Regions from separate parts of the Mus musculus genome. Here region 2 is linked to region 1. Evidence: chromatin loops called from intact Hi-C (ENCODE). Cell type or tissue: heart. All regions are shown on one strand.

Region 1 (8,000 bases):
TATGAAGACAGGCAAACTTACCAACTGAGCCACCCCTCCAAGGCCATGATTTTTATCTTTAGAGGAACCTTAGGTCTTCCCAATCACCCTAAGAAACGGAGGGTGAAACAGAGAGGAGGCTGCTATAGTTTAATAATTTAACAAATACACAGGCCAAGAGTGGTAGAACATGCCTGTAATTCCAGTACTTGGGAGATGGAGGCAAGGGGAAGAGAATCCTTGACTTCACAGCAAGTTCAAGGCCAACCTGGGCTACATGAGGCCCTGTCTCAAAATAATAATAATAATAATAATAATACAATAGCAACAATAATACATTATTCTGTTTCCTAAATTGCATTAAATAATCTCAAAGGAGCAGTGCTAGGGTATGTCCAAGGTCCTAAGTTGAACCTCCAGCACTACAAACAGTTCCCAAGGTCAACACTCCACCCCTACGGAAGGGTTCACTCGAGTTACACAAACACAGCTCCTTCAACACACACACACACACACACACACACACACACACACACACACACACACACACCACTTCCCCAGGACATCAACAATGACAGCTCCTTCAGAAATCTGAACTTCAAATAACCACCTCTGGCCATGTCCCTTCTCCCTATAGATTCCCAACTCCAAACCGTTGAATTTAGTCAATTTCTAGTGTTCCTTATCATTCCCCCTTCACGATCTCCACTGTCCATCTGAGGCTCTCTAAGACTGAGACCTGGCTAGGCAAAGCTCCCACTTAAAGCTAGGGTGAGTGGCTTCATGCCCGTAACCCCAGCACTAGGGAAGCTGAGTTACAAAGCCTGCCATGATTTTGAGGTCATTCTAAGCTTCACAGAGACCTAGTCTCAAAAACAACCAACCACAAAACCCCACAAAGTTCCCACCTAGTTAGAGCCAGCCCTCCACTGTACCTAAGCCACTGAACCAGGTAGGAGACCGACAGCCACAGGAAGACACCTTGCTTACTACGAATGGGGACCCTGAGGTAAACTGGTGCATCCCAGCAATCCTACATTTTCCCAGTAGGTTTGCTTCCCTTCTCCTCTCCCTAAACATCTTTCCCCATCCATGTTCCCTTGATAACATGACGTCACAAATCACTAAGGGTTCAGAATCATTCACTTCCCATTCACAAACTCCATCTGTGGCTAACTAGACATTCTTGTCTGTTGCAAAAGATGAGCTGTCCCTGGTTCCCCACCATGTCTCACCCCTTCAGATCTTACCATTGCATTGATCACCTAGGTACCCAGGAGCAGGGGCCCCACTAAGGACTCCCTCACTTCTGAAATGTTTTCCTTCCTTGGCATCCGATTCTCTCTTGTGCTTTCCCTCCTACCTTCCTGGCTGCTCCTCATCTGGCAAACTCTAGGAACCCTCAGGGATCCATAGTAGCTCTTATCCAATGCTCGGCATTTAGCCAAATGGCTGTGAATACCTTCCCTGTGCAGATGACGCCCACGTATTTACCGCCAGTGCAAACTTCTCCCAGGAATTTGAGACTCACAATCCAACGGCTGACTCAGCACCTCTAGACTTATGTCCAATTATTACCATCAAGTACGAGCCCTCCAGACTCCTTGGCCTAACACCCTCAATCTTCCCATTTTAGGAAATGAAACCACCATTCAACCAACCACTCCGACCAAAACCTTGTAAAATTTCTCGTTCCCATTTTTTGCCTCTGTCCCATTTTTCTTTTTGCTGGGTTCTTTTATTTTTGAGACAGGGCCTATCATATAGCTTCGGTTGTCCTGAAACTCACTATGTAGACCAAGCTAGCTGCAAACTCAAAAGATAACTGCCTCCCACTGCCTCCTGAGGACTGAGGTTAAAGTTGTGGGTCATCATACCCCCACCTCCATCAGCAAGGTTTTGACTGAGCATCTCACGCTCGTCTAAAGCACTAGTTCTCAACTGGGCCAACAAAGCAGCTTCATGGTCCCCTTTGTTCTCACATAGCAAGTTCTTGGTTATAGTCCAGTGGGAAACTTTTTAAAAGTTTAAAATCCTAACCCTTACCTGGGCTTCAGGCCCCACTCCTGTCTACCAACTGTTTCTATCTCCACTTTATTCTCCTCACTATCTGCTCAGACACACGGATCTCTCCCCCATCGCAGGAATTTAACACAGCCAGTTAACCTGGAAGGTTCATGCCAAGTACCAGGTCCAGTATATGCTCCAACACATCTGAAAATTGAGGGGCTTAACAGATGGCTTAATGGTGAAGAGGACTGGCTGTTCCAGGGTTTAATTCCTAGCAGCTCATGGAGACTCACGACCGTCTACAACTCCAGTTCCAGAGACCCAACACTTTCTTCTGGCCCCTGTCCACATCACATGCACGTGGTGCATAGACCTACACGCAGGCAAAACACCCAGACACATATAACAAAATGAGAAGGAAAAAAAAAAAACCTAAAAATCGGTGGACTGACTCAAACAGGGGTTTTAAAATAAATCAGGACTTTACTGTCAGTGAGGTAGGTCACCTACAGAGGTTCAAAGGTGGTGTTATTTGATGACCAGATTTCTCTTTAGAAAAGATTCTACTGGCCAACTGTAGCAACATGTGCCTATAAACAGTGCTGTGGAGGCTAAAGGAAGATGGAATTCAAGACCAGCTGAGGCTCAAAAAGCAGGAAAACAAAATGGGAGCAAGGAGATCACAGACCTGTGAGGAGAGATGAGACTGGGGACTGGTAGCCATGGAGAGAAAAGTGGCAGATCTCCTCACATAAAACTAACACTATACCATACGGGCCTATCTGTCTCAGCCGTGTGCCTGGGTCTCAATACCTCCAGTGACCAGCAGGCCCTGGCACAGAGGAGTCAGAAAATGTCTACCGGCCATACCAGCTGCAAAAAAAATAAATAAGCAAAAATTCATGAAGAGATGGTACAGGACAAGGAAAAAGAAAAAGAAATAATGAATGAAATAGAGGGGAAAAAGGAAGGAGGGGGCTGGAAAGATGGCTTGGTGGTTAAGAGCTCTCTGGCTGCTCTTCTAGAGGGCCTGAGTTCAAGCCCCTGCACCCACATGGTAACTGACTACTGCCCATAACGCCAGACGGAACTGTGGAACCCTTTCTAAACCCACTTCTTCAAAATAAGGAGAATCAACTTGAACCTGAGCCCAAGGATCATAGGAAATGCCAAACGAGTAAGGTCTAGCATACAGCATACCCTACTTGATGGGCAAATCATGCCTCCACCCTTACACAGGCAAGAACCCAGCCTTATCTTCATCCATACAATCTGTGGTCCCCCCCTCCCAATCTTCATCCATACAATCTGTGGTCCCCCCCCCTCCCAATCCCTCCCTACACAGTATGTCGAGCCTCCATTCTAGCTCTTCCGCCAAGACAACACTGACTTAAACCTCTCTGGGCTTCAGTCTTAGCATCTACCCAGTGGAGACAATAAACTGCCCTGCTGGCTGATTAACTATCTTAATAAGAATTTGCAAAGCCACTTCCCTAGGTTCCTGTGTAATGGGATAGCATTCATCTCCCTTTGAGGACCCTTTCCAATTTAATAGAGTATTGAAATTATTTTAAAAGCTAACCAGCCTGAATTGCTTTGTTTTTCTGTTTGTTTGGTTTGTAGTTTTGTTTTGATAGGGTCTCCCCATCTTGTCCAGGTTGGTCTGGAATTCACTGTATGCCCAGGCTGACCTCTGAAATGAGCTGATCGATTCCTTGGCCTCAGTAGTGATAGCAGGGCTGGGATTACAAGCTTGTGTCACTAGGCACAGTTTGAATTGGATTGTGTTGAAATTCCATTAGGGTTGTTTCAAGTGTATTGCCTTGTATACAGACAGCAGTGGAAGAGATGAGCTTAGAGGTCATGATGTCCTGAGTCCAAATTCTAACCAGCTGCTTTCCAGTTACAAGATTCTGGGAAAATGCCCTTTATACCTCTGGATATTCATTGTAAACATAAAACCGTTCCTTCCATGGAGAGCTACAATAATAAGACGGGTTAGTCTAGAATAATGCTATAAGGCAGTGCCCATCCCACTGTAAACGCTCAAGTTAAGGTGTGTTTACTCAGACAGCTTTCTATAATCGGGACAAAACGAACAGTAATTTCTAACCACTCCAAATTTTCTAGACATCCACTAGATATCCCAGAGATTGAGCAGATGGGACCCTAAGTTCCCGTTGCACCGAGACTAGCCGTTTCCAGGCCTCTCCTCATTAGCACCTAGAACACTGATGCTCTCTCCGGCCCTGCTCAAGGCCCAGAAGACGGTGGGCCCTTGCTAGGGGCCACCCAAGCCGCCAAACGCCAGGGCCAGGGTCTGGGCCTCTAGGGCCGCTTCCCAATGGCCAGTCTCTCCGACAGGAGCACGCTGCCCGACCAAAGATCACAGCCCGCGCTGCCGCTCTGGGCGCCTACCGCGGGGCACGCCGGGACTTGTAGTCCGCGGCCGTTTCCCACTCCTGGCTCTCGGCGGCGTGTGGACTCCAATCCCCGGGCACCTGCGCGGCCAGGCCAGCGATTCTAGGGGTCCCGGGGCGCCCCGAAGCCGCCACCTAAACAAGACGCAGGTCGGTACTGACAACAAACCCAGGACGGGAGCCGAGTCGCCACGGAGGACTGAACCCTTGGGACTCACCGACTTTGTAGGGCAGTTTATCAGACATGCTGGCGGCGCTTCCGCTAGGACTGATGAACTCAGTGAAGGGGGCCGGGCGGCGCGGGGCAGGGATCTACGCCTGGCGCCGGCGTCTTTAAATATCTTCTTATTTGAATATTCATGAACCTGCTGGGGGCTGAAACTTAGGGGCGGAGCCTAGCTCGAGGCGTTGAGCGGAGCGGGAGCAAGGCTGATCTCTGCCTCAAAAATCATAAATTTTGTGCACTGTGGCCTTTGGACCCCTGGCACTCGACTAGGAGGGAGCGTGGAGAGAGGCGGTTCTTCTCCCATCCGTCCAGCCAGTGAATCAGAGGTCAAAACAAGGCAGAATTCTTAGACTCTAGCCAATTTACTAACCTGAGCCTTAACTGCTTCAATTGTAAAACTCTTGCAAGATCAAAGTAAAGAGCTGGGCCTAGTGGTATGTGCCTGTGAATCCCCACTCTGGAGACAGTGTCTGAAATCTCCCGCTCTGGAGCCAGAGCCAGGAGATTTGTCACAAATTCGAGGCCAGTCTGCTCTATCGCTAATTAGTTCCAGGCCAACCGAGGCTACAGAGTGAGGCCCTATCTCAAAAACAAAGAAAGAAAAATCACCGGTTGCAATTGTGTCACTCTCTCCTCCCTCTGTTTGCCTTTCCTTGCTCGCCCCCACCCCCTCCTCAACACCTTCTCATTCGGTAGTCTTTCTTGGTGATTCACAGGCTGCTCACATGGAAATGACTGCGGAGCTATCCGCAGGAGCATAGATAACTCACCAATGACTATACACCTGAAGAGTATGACTTCTCTCTCAGCGGCTCTCAGCGGCTAGCTTTCAGGAAGGAAACCAGGCCCCATGTTGTGTGCATATACCATCTCTGGGGAGTTCAGTTGGCCCCTTTGTAAAAAGTTGGCCTCCGTTGGACTTATCTGTCTCCTCATGGAGTAACAAGGAGGGTCACAAGACCTTCTCCTGGGTGTCCAGCTGCACCCTACCTCCTGTTATATGCAATTCTGCCTAAACTGAACATGACCTCAGGGAAGGACTAGAGTATGTAGTCAGGGAAGTAGGTTCCAGCTACCCGTCTACTGGCGAGGCCCTCATCCCTGCTGGTTGAGGTGTGGTCTCCAGCTGTGGTCTTTGGGGAAAAGCATCATTCATACCCCTATCTGGTAAGTACCCCCTGACCTGTGTATGCGTTGTCAGGAAGCTCACTGACCTCACCGGTTCCCCCAGAAGGATCTTCCGCAGAATCATACCTCAGTTTATTTGGGAGGAGGTGTAGATTTTGCTTCTGTCTCCTAGGAGGGAATTTTAGCAATGTCCCGGGACACCTCCCCCATCCATGACTGAATGTTGCTGGGGATCCAGTGTTGTGCAGGTCCTGGGCAAATAGCTGCAGTTGTGAGTTCTGATTGCAACGGCCATGCCGTGTGGGTCCACAACCCTCCTCCCCTCCATCCAGTTCTTACGTTCTTTCTGCTCCTCCTCCTATGGTGTTCCCCTGAGCTTTGAAAGGGCGTGATATGATCTGAGACAGTCACACTCAGCACCTCGACCAGCCATGGTCATTTGCATTACCTGTCATTTGCTACAAAAGGAGATTTTTCTGACCAAAACTGAGGACTGTGCCACTCTGTGACTATAAACAAATATTTAGGAGACAACATTTAACTCAACAGTAGTAGGCTCCTCCTGAAGACCTACCGTTTCCCCAGCTATGCATCTTTGACTAGACTCACAGTAACAAGTATAAACTCCCTCCTCTCTCTATCTTTTGTCTGTCTATCTGTCTGTTTGTTTCAGCCTATAGACCAGGATGTAACTCTCAGCTACTGCCCCAGCACTGTGAGTGCATCATACTCTGGAAATATCCCCACCATGCCCCACCACGATGATAATAGACTAATCCTATGAAACTGTAAGCAAGCCCACAATCAAATTCTTTCTTTTAAGAAACAGAGGAGTAAATTCAGTGGGAGGTGGAAAGAGACTGGGAGGGAAGGAGGGAGGGAAATTGTGGTTGGAAGGAAGGAAGGAAGGAAGGAAGGAAGGAAGGAAATGATGTATTTATTTTTAAAAAATCTTAATTTTACAAGAGTTGCTTTGGTTATAGTACCTCTTCATAGCAACAGAACAGTAACTAAGAAGTGTCTAATTCTGGTGGACAACCAATAACAGTGGCAACAACCTGTGTTATTTTAGGAGCCTCTGGAGCCTGCCTGGACAATAATTCATAGGAAAGTATCACATAACAGGCTGTCCTGGTCAGGTTTTTGTTTTTTTTTTTTTTTTTTTGGTTGGTTGGTTGGTTTTGGTCTTGTCAGTTTGACACAGGGTAGAATCGTCTTGGAAAGAGGGACCTGAAGTGAGTCAATGCCTCCTCCATTCATATTGCCTATAGGCAGGCCTGTGGAGGCATTTTCTTTCTTAATGATTGACATGGGAGGACCAAGCCATCTTGAGTGGTGCCACCCTGAGTACTTATTCTGAGGAGTGTAAGAGAGCAGGCTGAGCAAGCCTGTAAGCAGCAGCTACCCATGGCTTCTGCTTCAGCTCCTGCTTCCAGGTCCCGGCCCTGACTTCCCCTCAGGGATGCATATCTGGAAGTGTAAGCTGAAGCAAACTCTTCCTTGCTCAGGTTGCTTTTGGACTTGGTGTTTATCACCGCAACAGAAAGCAAACTAGGGGGCTGGTGAGATGGCTCAGTGGGTTAGAGCACCCGACTGCTCTTCCGAAGGTCTGGAGTTCAAATCCCAGAAACCACATGGTGGCTCACAACCATCTGTAACAAGATCTGACCCCCTCTTCTGGACTGTCTGAAGACAGCTACAATGTACTTACATATAATAAATAAATAAATAAATCTTAAAAAAAAAAAAGAAAGAAAGCAAACTAGGACACTCTGCCCCTGCCCCCTCTATCCTCTTCCCCACTCCCCACCCATCCTTGTAAACCGTTGTAATCTCAGACGGAGACTGTGTGAATAAAACACAACCTAAAGATGCAATCTCCACTGTGCTCACTGGCCTCCATTGTGACAGCTATCACAAACTCCAGTGTTCCAATTACAAAACCATGAACCAAAATTGATCAATCTCTCTCTTGCACACACTCACACACACACACACACACACACACACACACACACACACACACACACGAATGCACGCATATAGATATACACAAGAATGCACACACATCTATGTGCACACATATGCACACACCATCACTCTTGCTTCTGTTTCTCTCTTCTCTGTCCTCTCCCTTTCTTTTCTCTCTTCAGTCCCCCATCTCTCCTGTCACTGTGTAATCCAGACTGGCCTTGAACTCATTATGTAACCCTTTCCCACCTCCAACTTGAAATCCT
Region 2 (8,000 bases), 180 kb before region 1:
TCAGCTTCATCAATGTCAAATATCTTTTTTGTCTTTTTCTTCTTTTTCTTTTGATTAAAGAAGTTCAAATCATCTAAGTCATCAGAAGCATCTAAAAATAGATTAAAGGTTTCCAGTTATTAACAATTAACAAAAGGCAAGCACCAAATTGAGTTATGCCAGCTCCTTTCTCAAGTACTTCTATGGTAGTCCTACCACAACCATCAGTTATGGTTTTGAAGAAACTGACAAGCTAACTCAAGCTTTCTAGAAGGATCTGGTTAGGAGCCCAGGCCAAAAACCAGGAAACTCATGTAATGTCAGAGAGCATTCCCTGACACAATCTTAGACTATTCAACTCTATCTTCACTTTGTCCACTTCCCTGTCCCATCCAACCTTCTATCCCTCGATGTACGGCTCCAGGTCGACCAATCCAGCGGAGCAGCTAAGGCTTCCACAACAACTGTGACCGCCACAACTATTCACCTTTCTTCCTACTGTCTTCCTCATCAGCGTCCACGTCTTTTTCTTCAGTTGGTTCTGGCTCCACTTCTTTTGTCTCTGAGGGCTGGGTTTCTTCTGTCTGGGCATCACCTTCTTCATCTAACATAAAAGGCTTCTTCTTCTTCTTTTTCTTTTTGCTCATAGTAGGATCAAAAATCATCTGTTAATTTAAAAACACCAAGTGATAATTCCTAATGAAGCGCCCATTCCAAATATCCTTTATTCTCAAAAAGCATATTCCTAAAAGAACAGGATACATTAAAATGCCAAAAGGTGGGGCTGGAGACATCCCACACTTGCTCCCCGGTACTTGCTTATTTGCAGGCTCCCTTTCACAGGCAATACACACAGTAAAAAAACAAAACAGAATTTACAGAAAGCCCACCTAACTCCCTTTACATCATTAAACACAGGGAGAACCTCACAAAAGTCTTTTAATTTGTAAGCTATCATAAACTACAATAACTTCATTTTTATTTTCATGAACAAATTTAGGCCTGAACAAATCCTGAAATTTATTAAAAGGACTTTAGCAACAACCTATATTGCATCCCTCATTTATGGGTGAGGACCAACAATGTCTAGGCAGATGATAAACGTTTTATTTAAGGTTGAGTAGATGCTAACACCAGACAATCTAAGACTTGGTTTTTAAATTTTTCATCTGTTGAGTGTTTGGAGAAGTTAGAGGTAAATACAAAATAAAGATATATTGTCTGCATTATGGAACTATCAAAACAGTAAGCAAAATATTCTAAAAAAAATTAAAAATTTATGCTGAAATTCACATCAACCTTAACTTTTATGGAACCCTATCAGCAACCCTTACTGTAAGAAATTTTTCTAAGGAATCCTTCACTGTTTTTTGCTATGTAATGTGAAGTGTTCACAAGCCACTTTCATCTAAATCTATTGTAGAACAAGTGAAAAATTAATTTCTAACCTGTAGACTGTTTATACTGATCCCTTAAAATAATTTGAACATATAGGGCATACTCCTGCTAGTGAAGAAAGCAAAATCTTTAGTCAAACAGAACTGGATTCAAGTCCAAAGTATTTTTTTTCCTATCATGTTTAAGCTTATCATTTTGTTCATTGTGTAGTGATCGAAAGCACATTGGAGCATAATTACCTTGCGTCCAATCCTGACTCTAACTCATGTGGGTTACCCTATGCTTCATCTGTACATCTTCATCTGTACAATGGAGATAACTGATACCAACCATGACAAAGTTACTGTGAGAATCAACTATCTGATTGTAGTTATAACTAACAATGATCCTGTCATTGAAGATTCCTCAACTAAGGAGTAACTTGATTTTTCAGACATAACAAAACTGGTTTTTTTTAAAATTCCCAAATTGATTCTAATAACTAACTGTAATTCCTTTATGTCTATCGAAAGACTGAAACCTTGTAATAAAGTAAATTGTCATAGCAGACAAGTCTGTTCAAGGCATTATGGAAATTTTCATATAGCACCAATACCAAAAGCAAGTCCAGTGCTGACTTACTACAGGGCCTGAGGTAATCCCACATGGAAAGAATGCTGCAATCTGTTATAAAGAGGTCAAGAACACAGCTATACTGTAGGAAGAAGACTTGGCATAAGGGCAAACAAAATTCCAGGCATTGAAACTTTGATTCTGGTAGAGCTTACAATCCACTCATTTTTTTTCCAGTCTAAGTTTCCCTGATTTACTAGTGGCTTTTTCTGAGTTTGCTTTTGTGGCTGGTCTTGAACTCCTAAGCCAAGTGCTAGGATTATAGGGACACACTATTACACCCATCATACCTTATCAAGACAGATCAAAGAAGGGGGAAATCCTAAAATGATCAGATGATAGTTTTAGTTACCTTTCACCCCTCAAGAAAATTCTAATTTAGGTCTATAGTAAGTAGACTGCAGGCTAGTAGTAAACACTCAGAAATCTTATGCCACATTGTAATTATGTTCCTAGAATACTTAACACATGTTTAACATATTAATACTTATTTTTGTTCACACATCCCTGTAAAATAGTTGCATAAGGAAACCAGAAAACCTAAGTCAGCACCCAAAGCAGAACTCCCCAAATCACAAGATCACACTTGCCAGCTTGAGATACACATTAAGACTTTGGCTTAAAAAGTTTCATATTGAGGCTGGAGAGACTGCTCAACAATCAGAGAGCACTGGCTGCTCTTTCGGAGGATCCAGGTTCAGTCCCCAGCACCCACAAAGCACCTCACAACTGTTCCAGGAAATCCGACACCCTTACAAAGACATATGTGTAGGCAAAATGCAAATATACAATTCACATGAAATAAAATAATTTTTAAAAAAAGTTTCCTATCAAGCCTCAGTTGGGGGCGCACACCTTTAATCCCAGCAATTGGAGGCAGAGGCAGGTGTACCTCTGAGTTTAAGGCCAGTCTCATCTACAGAGTTCCAGGACAGCCAGGACTACACAGAGAAACCCCGTCTCAAACAACAACAAAACATTTAATTTTTTTTTTTACTTCAGTTTTGTTGATGCCTAGCACACTAAGAATAAGCCATCCTCAGTCTTATCTTTACTGTGTGTGGTGGACGGTGAGGGGGGCAGGCAGGGATGTTGTCCTCAAACTTGATACTGACATACTTTTGAGGAGAAAATATCTTAACTTGATGGCAAATTTGGATCAGCTGGTTATGGAGTAACATTTCTCAAAACAATAAAACTTTAAGGCCGGGCGTGGTGGCGCACGCCTTTAATCCCAGTACTTGGGAGGCAGAGGCAGGCGGATTTCTGAGTTCGAAGCCAGCCTGGTCTACAAAGTGAGTTCCAGGACAGCTAGGGCTATACAGAGAAACCCTGTCTCGAAAAACCAAAAAAAAAAAAAAAAAAAAAAAAACTTTAAACTAGTCTAAACATTACTTCTTCCTACACCATACTTTACCACAGAAGCAATAGACAGAACAATATAACAATACACAGGTAGTTATTTTTAAGTTACGAAGTTTGGTTACTACATGTGTTATCTATTACCTCTTACTACCCATAAGCACTTTACCACAGAACACCACAGCTGTATATAGGTAGTTATTTTTAAGTCTGGAACGTGAGTAGAAATAAAGGCTAAACACTTTCTGAACTTTTCTAACACATAATGCAGTAGCAAAGAGCAATGTCTAACGTGTCTTTCAAGCAAGAAACATCTATCTCTTCCAGAGTTTAGTGAGTTTGCAAGAGCCTCCTAGTCATTTAGATGAAGGCATACTGCACAGAGCTGGGATTCTATTACTAGCTCAGGCACTTGGAATTTTATTAGAGGCACTGTACAACTCTAAGCTCCAATTGGCTCATCTCTAAAATGGACTTACAGGAATTTATTTTACTGAACCCTGGAAACCAACTTAAACTAGAACTAGTTCCCATGAAACAAATCTCTAATTCCTTAATGTAGTTACCTAAGTCCTCCATAAACTAACCAGCATCTACTTCAACCAAACTAGTGAATACTTCACTTTCTATGCACTTTCTCCCTTCTTGACCATAAACGCCTTGTGATCAGTTTTCTCATTGGTTGAGAAAATTCTGATCATTTCTAGAGCCCATTCAAAAGCCAACTCTGCACAGAACCTTCAACTATTCCTCTTACCCCTCCCCTAGGCCTGTAAGTCAAGTAAGTCACAAATTCTTCGTAAAGTACTTCCTTGGGGCTAGGATTAGGCTTCTAGGCCCAATGCTAAGCAATATCTAAGCCAAGACCACTCTTTTTTCTTTAAAGTCATTTAATGGTATGTGAACTAGGATAAATCTGGAAAAGGCAAAACCCAAAAAGATTTAAAAGAAAAAAAAAAGACACAATAAAACGGGGGACGGGGCTTGAAAAATTCTGAGATCCAAACCCAGTCAGTTTCACAGCCGGACCTTCCTGCTCACCTCGCCTGTAAAGGAAACTTTGGGACTCGGGCCCGAAAACTTTTCTCGAAAGGTGGTCACTTCCTGAGACTTAAAATATCTTCTCCTCTGGCTCTTTGGGTTCCTGTCTTAAGAAATAAGGCCTCGAGCGGGAAACGGGAGCGAGATATCCGCCCGGAAAAGGCAGCCTACAAAGTTTTAACCTCGGTGCTCCACCGGAACCGAGAGGGGCCTCGCAGGGCACCCTGACCCCTCAGCCGTGAGAGCCGAGGCGGCTATGTGTGTGAGGAAAGGAATGCCGGGGCGGCCGGGCAAACTAACTCGGCATTCAACCCCTTTCCGAGAGGACGGCTCAACACGCTCTCCATTCCGAAACGCCGATCACCGTGGGAGACAGGCCTCGCCGCCGCCCTGAGGAGAGCCGAGGGAGACCAAGTCTGAGGATCCAGAGTCCTCGCCGGCTCCACAGCTCCGGGACGCCTAGGCCGGGCTGCTCCACATGGCGGCCGGCTACAGCTAGGCCGCAGGCCCGGCTTCTCACACAGGTGTGGGTTCGGCTTCCTGCCTCAGTCCTTAGCCCTAACTCCAGCTCAGCCTCTCACCTCGTCCCCGGACATGGCTGTAGTTCGAGCGGGTTCGGCAGGGATGAAAAGTCAAACCGGTCGGCTTCACGGCCCGGAGTCAGCGTAGCTCCCACCGATACTTCTCACAGCACCGCACTAGGCTCTTGCATCAGCGAAAGGGAGCGACACCCCGCCCTCCTCTCAAACGTTGGAAGTGCGCCTGCGCAGAGCTCGCCAAAGCGCAGGCGTACAGTAAAGCCAACCTTACGTGCTTCTCGTGGCGCGAGTTATTCGGCGACTCCCCGGCGCCGGGCATACTGGGACTTGTAGTTTGGCTAGAAAAGACCGGCGCTTGTGCGCTTCGGGAGTTTCGAGGGCGTGCACGACTGTTTTAAACATGTCAGGATGTTCGGGTTCTTGTGCTGCTGGTTACCTAAGAGGTTCGAAAAGTGCTGTGTTGCTTGTAAAGTGAATTTGGGGCCATTTTTCAGGTTTAACTTAGTGGAAACCCTAATATGAACCCGTGGAGCTGAGTTCACGCTTTCCCCTAGAATCGGTCTAGTATTCGAGGAATGCACCTCAGTAGAAGCGTTTCACTTCGTGAGAAGTTTAACCTTCTAGCTTTTTACTTCAGAAGATTCTTCCCTGGTTTTCCATAGTTAGACCGAGGAACGAAGCCGTCCTCTGAGGAGAAACAGCCCAGCAAGCTACAGTCTGTCAGGAAGCTTCGAAATAGTCTTAACTAGCTCAATAAAGGGGCTATGTTGAGAAATGTGTAGAGTAGGTAATTAACTTGTTGACGAACTTCATACCATATAAGTAAAGACACTACAACGTCCTAGGCGATATAATCATCTGGGACTATTAATTATGTGTCCTTTTTTGACTAAAGCTTCCTTATATGGTACATGACTCCTTGTTTATGGAGTCTTTGCTAGACAATTCTGGATGTATCATCTATTTTCCCTGGGGAGATACAGCTGCCATTTAGGAAGGCCTCGGAGTATGCGCTTGTAGTTAAAAAACAAAACAACAAAAAAACACCTGTGTTTGTAACCACAGGGAACTGCAAAGCCCCACTGTTTGAAAGAATGCTCAGCTGGGGCGTCAGGTGATCCACTCAGGTGACTGAAGGGACTGCTCAAGTAAGTAGATGCTATCAGGAGATGAGAGTAATTATCAAGTTTTTAATGCTTCTTGCATAAAAAGAATCAAGTGAGGATTAATCTATGATTAGTGAAAAAAAGCCCTCACGTTAGAAGAGATGGGGAAAGTACTTAGTGATTTTTGTAGTTGGCAAAATGTTCTTCTTGATTGATTTTTGTATTCATACCTGATTACTGAGTTTGTCTTTGTTTTGGTCTACTGGAATTACAAAATGGTCTGTCTGAGCTGGGTGTGGTAGCACTTACCATCCTAGCTCTTGAGAAGTAGAGGCATGAATATCAGAATTTCATAACCAGCCTGGACTACATAAGATTTTATCTTTTTAAATTAATCAATTAATTGATTAATATACTTTACATCTTGACCACAGTTTCTTCTCCTCCCAGCCCCTACCCCCCATTCACTCATCCTCTATTTCTCTTCAGAAAGGGGAGGCCTTCCATTGATATCAACCTGCCCTGGCATGACTCGTTGCAGTAAGACCAGAGGCATCTTATCCTATTAAGGCTGGGTGAGGCAGCCCACCTAGCCTCTGGGAAAGGATCCCAGAGGCAGGCAACAGAGTCAGAGAAAACCTTGCTACGCTCTCTGGTCGAGTCAACTGGACAAGCCGAAAGGCTTAAAAGTCACTCATGAGGCAAAAGAGTTTCAAGGAAGCTCTCCTCCTGGAGTCTAGTGTTCTCTACCCATACATTAATTTTTCATTCCCGAGTTCCATTACCGCACTAGTCTAGAGTTGGATCCACGTGTGCTCTCTTTCAGTATTTTCCTATAAGTGCTCTGACATGGCTAAAGCCTTCCGCCAGTGTTCCAACAGTCCAAGGGCATCCTTGACCAAGATCAAGGGTTTAGAATTCAGCAAGATTGTAAAAGCTAAGTCACTCCCTTACACAGGAATTTACCATCACTTAAAAAGAAGGAAGTTTCAGACCAAAGGAGAAACCAGAATAGATACTATAGCAGAGTTACACCCATACACACGTATTTACAATGGCCTAAGGAGAAGGTAGACTATACAAGAGACTAAAATAGGAACTGTGGCAAGGACGGGAAGCCCTTGACCCTGGCTTCTAAGATTAATGAATTTTAGGTGGAGCCCTTGTTGATCCCAGCTGTTATCAATATATTCTATCCTGGGTGGTTCCGGTTAGACCTTTTGTGTTTGCATTCCTCTGTTTTATGTAAGATTCTGGTCACCTCAATTGTACCTTGCGAATATGTCACCCAACTTCCTTATTGTCCTCTGCATAAAAAGTCTGATGCTCGAGTTGTAAAATTACATTCAGATTCCACACAAACTCTCCTGCGTGTGTGTCTGTCTGTCATTCATCCAAGCTTTGCCCACCAGCGTCGAGAGACCCCGTTCCACGCAGACATAGGGACCCAGAAGGTCTGCAGCAAAACCTATTACTGTTGTTCGGAGTCCCACATGAAAACCAAACTACACAACTATAACATATGTGTAGAGGGACTAGGTCAGTTCTGTGGCAGGCTCCCTGGTTAGTGGTTCAGTCTCTGTGGCCCCTAGGGGCCCAAGTTAATTGATTCTGTAGGGTTTCTTGTGGTGTCCTTGACTATTCTGTCTCCTACAATCCTTCCTCCCCCTCTTCCACAGGATTCCCCAGGCTCTGCCTAAGGTTTGCCTGTGGGTCTCTGCATCTGTTTCCATAAGTTGCTGAATGAGGCCTCTCTGATGACAGTTATGCTAAGTTCCTGTCTGGGGTCCCTGGTGCTGGAGTGACCTCTAGGAAAGCAGCCAGAGTTGTGGGCCAGAATATGGATCCCGAGAGGATGGGGTGAGATCTTGTCTTAAACAACAACAACAACAAAATAAAGAAACAAACAAACCAGGCAGTAGTGGCTCTCTGAGTTTGAGGCCAGCCCAGTATACATAGTGAG

The links. A loop is a pair of places that touch in the nucleus more often than their neighbours do. Peaks named below come from ENCODE experiments on the same cell type or tissue, not always from the same donor. Only the 100,000 strongest peaks of a DNase experiment are listed, where the experiment ranks them.
Region 2: a loop joins it to region 1, with 2.5 times the contacts of the local background. A loop is called at or near these places in 2 of 42 quality-filtered maps.

What each region holds. Positions count from the first base shown.
Region 1 is chr2:155,069,738-155,077,737 of GRCm38, forward strand. Ahcy (S-adenosylhomocysteine hydrolase) reads right to left here and starts at 4,760. Exons shown (of 10, transcript NM_016661.3): 1 at 4,628-4,760. The coding sequence starts at 4,655. Gm39966 (a long non-coding RNA gene) reads right to left here and starts at 4,437. Exons shown (of 2, transcript XR_866885.2): 1 at 4,213-4,437; 2 at 1,307-3,969. It overlaps Gm45609 (a long non-coding RNA gene), which reads left to right and starts at 4,775. Exons shown (of 3, transcript XR_001783519.2): 1 at 4,775-8,000. In heart, a CTCF peak has its summit at 4,376; DNase peaks (open chromatin) are centred at 4,484 and 4,714; H3K4me3 peaks cover 2,690 bases; H3K27ac peaks cover 2,146 bases.
Region 2 is chr2:154,887,717-154,895,716 of GRCm38, forward strand. Eif2s2 (eukaryotic translation initiation factor 2, subunit 2 (beta)) reads right to left here and starts at 5,190. Exons shown (of 9, transcript NM_026030.2): 1 at 4,974-5,190; 2 at 467-644; 3 at 1-91. The coding sequence starts at 4,988. In heart, a CTCF peak has its summit at 4,942; a DNase peak (open chromatin) is centred at 5,175; H3K4me3 peaks cover 2,637 bases; H3K27ac peaks cover 1,934 bases; H3K27me3 peaks cover 422 bases.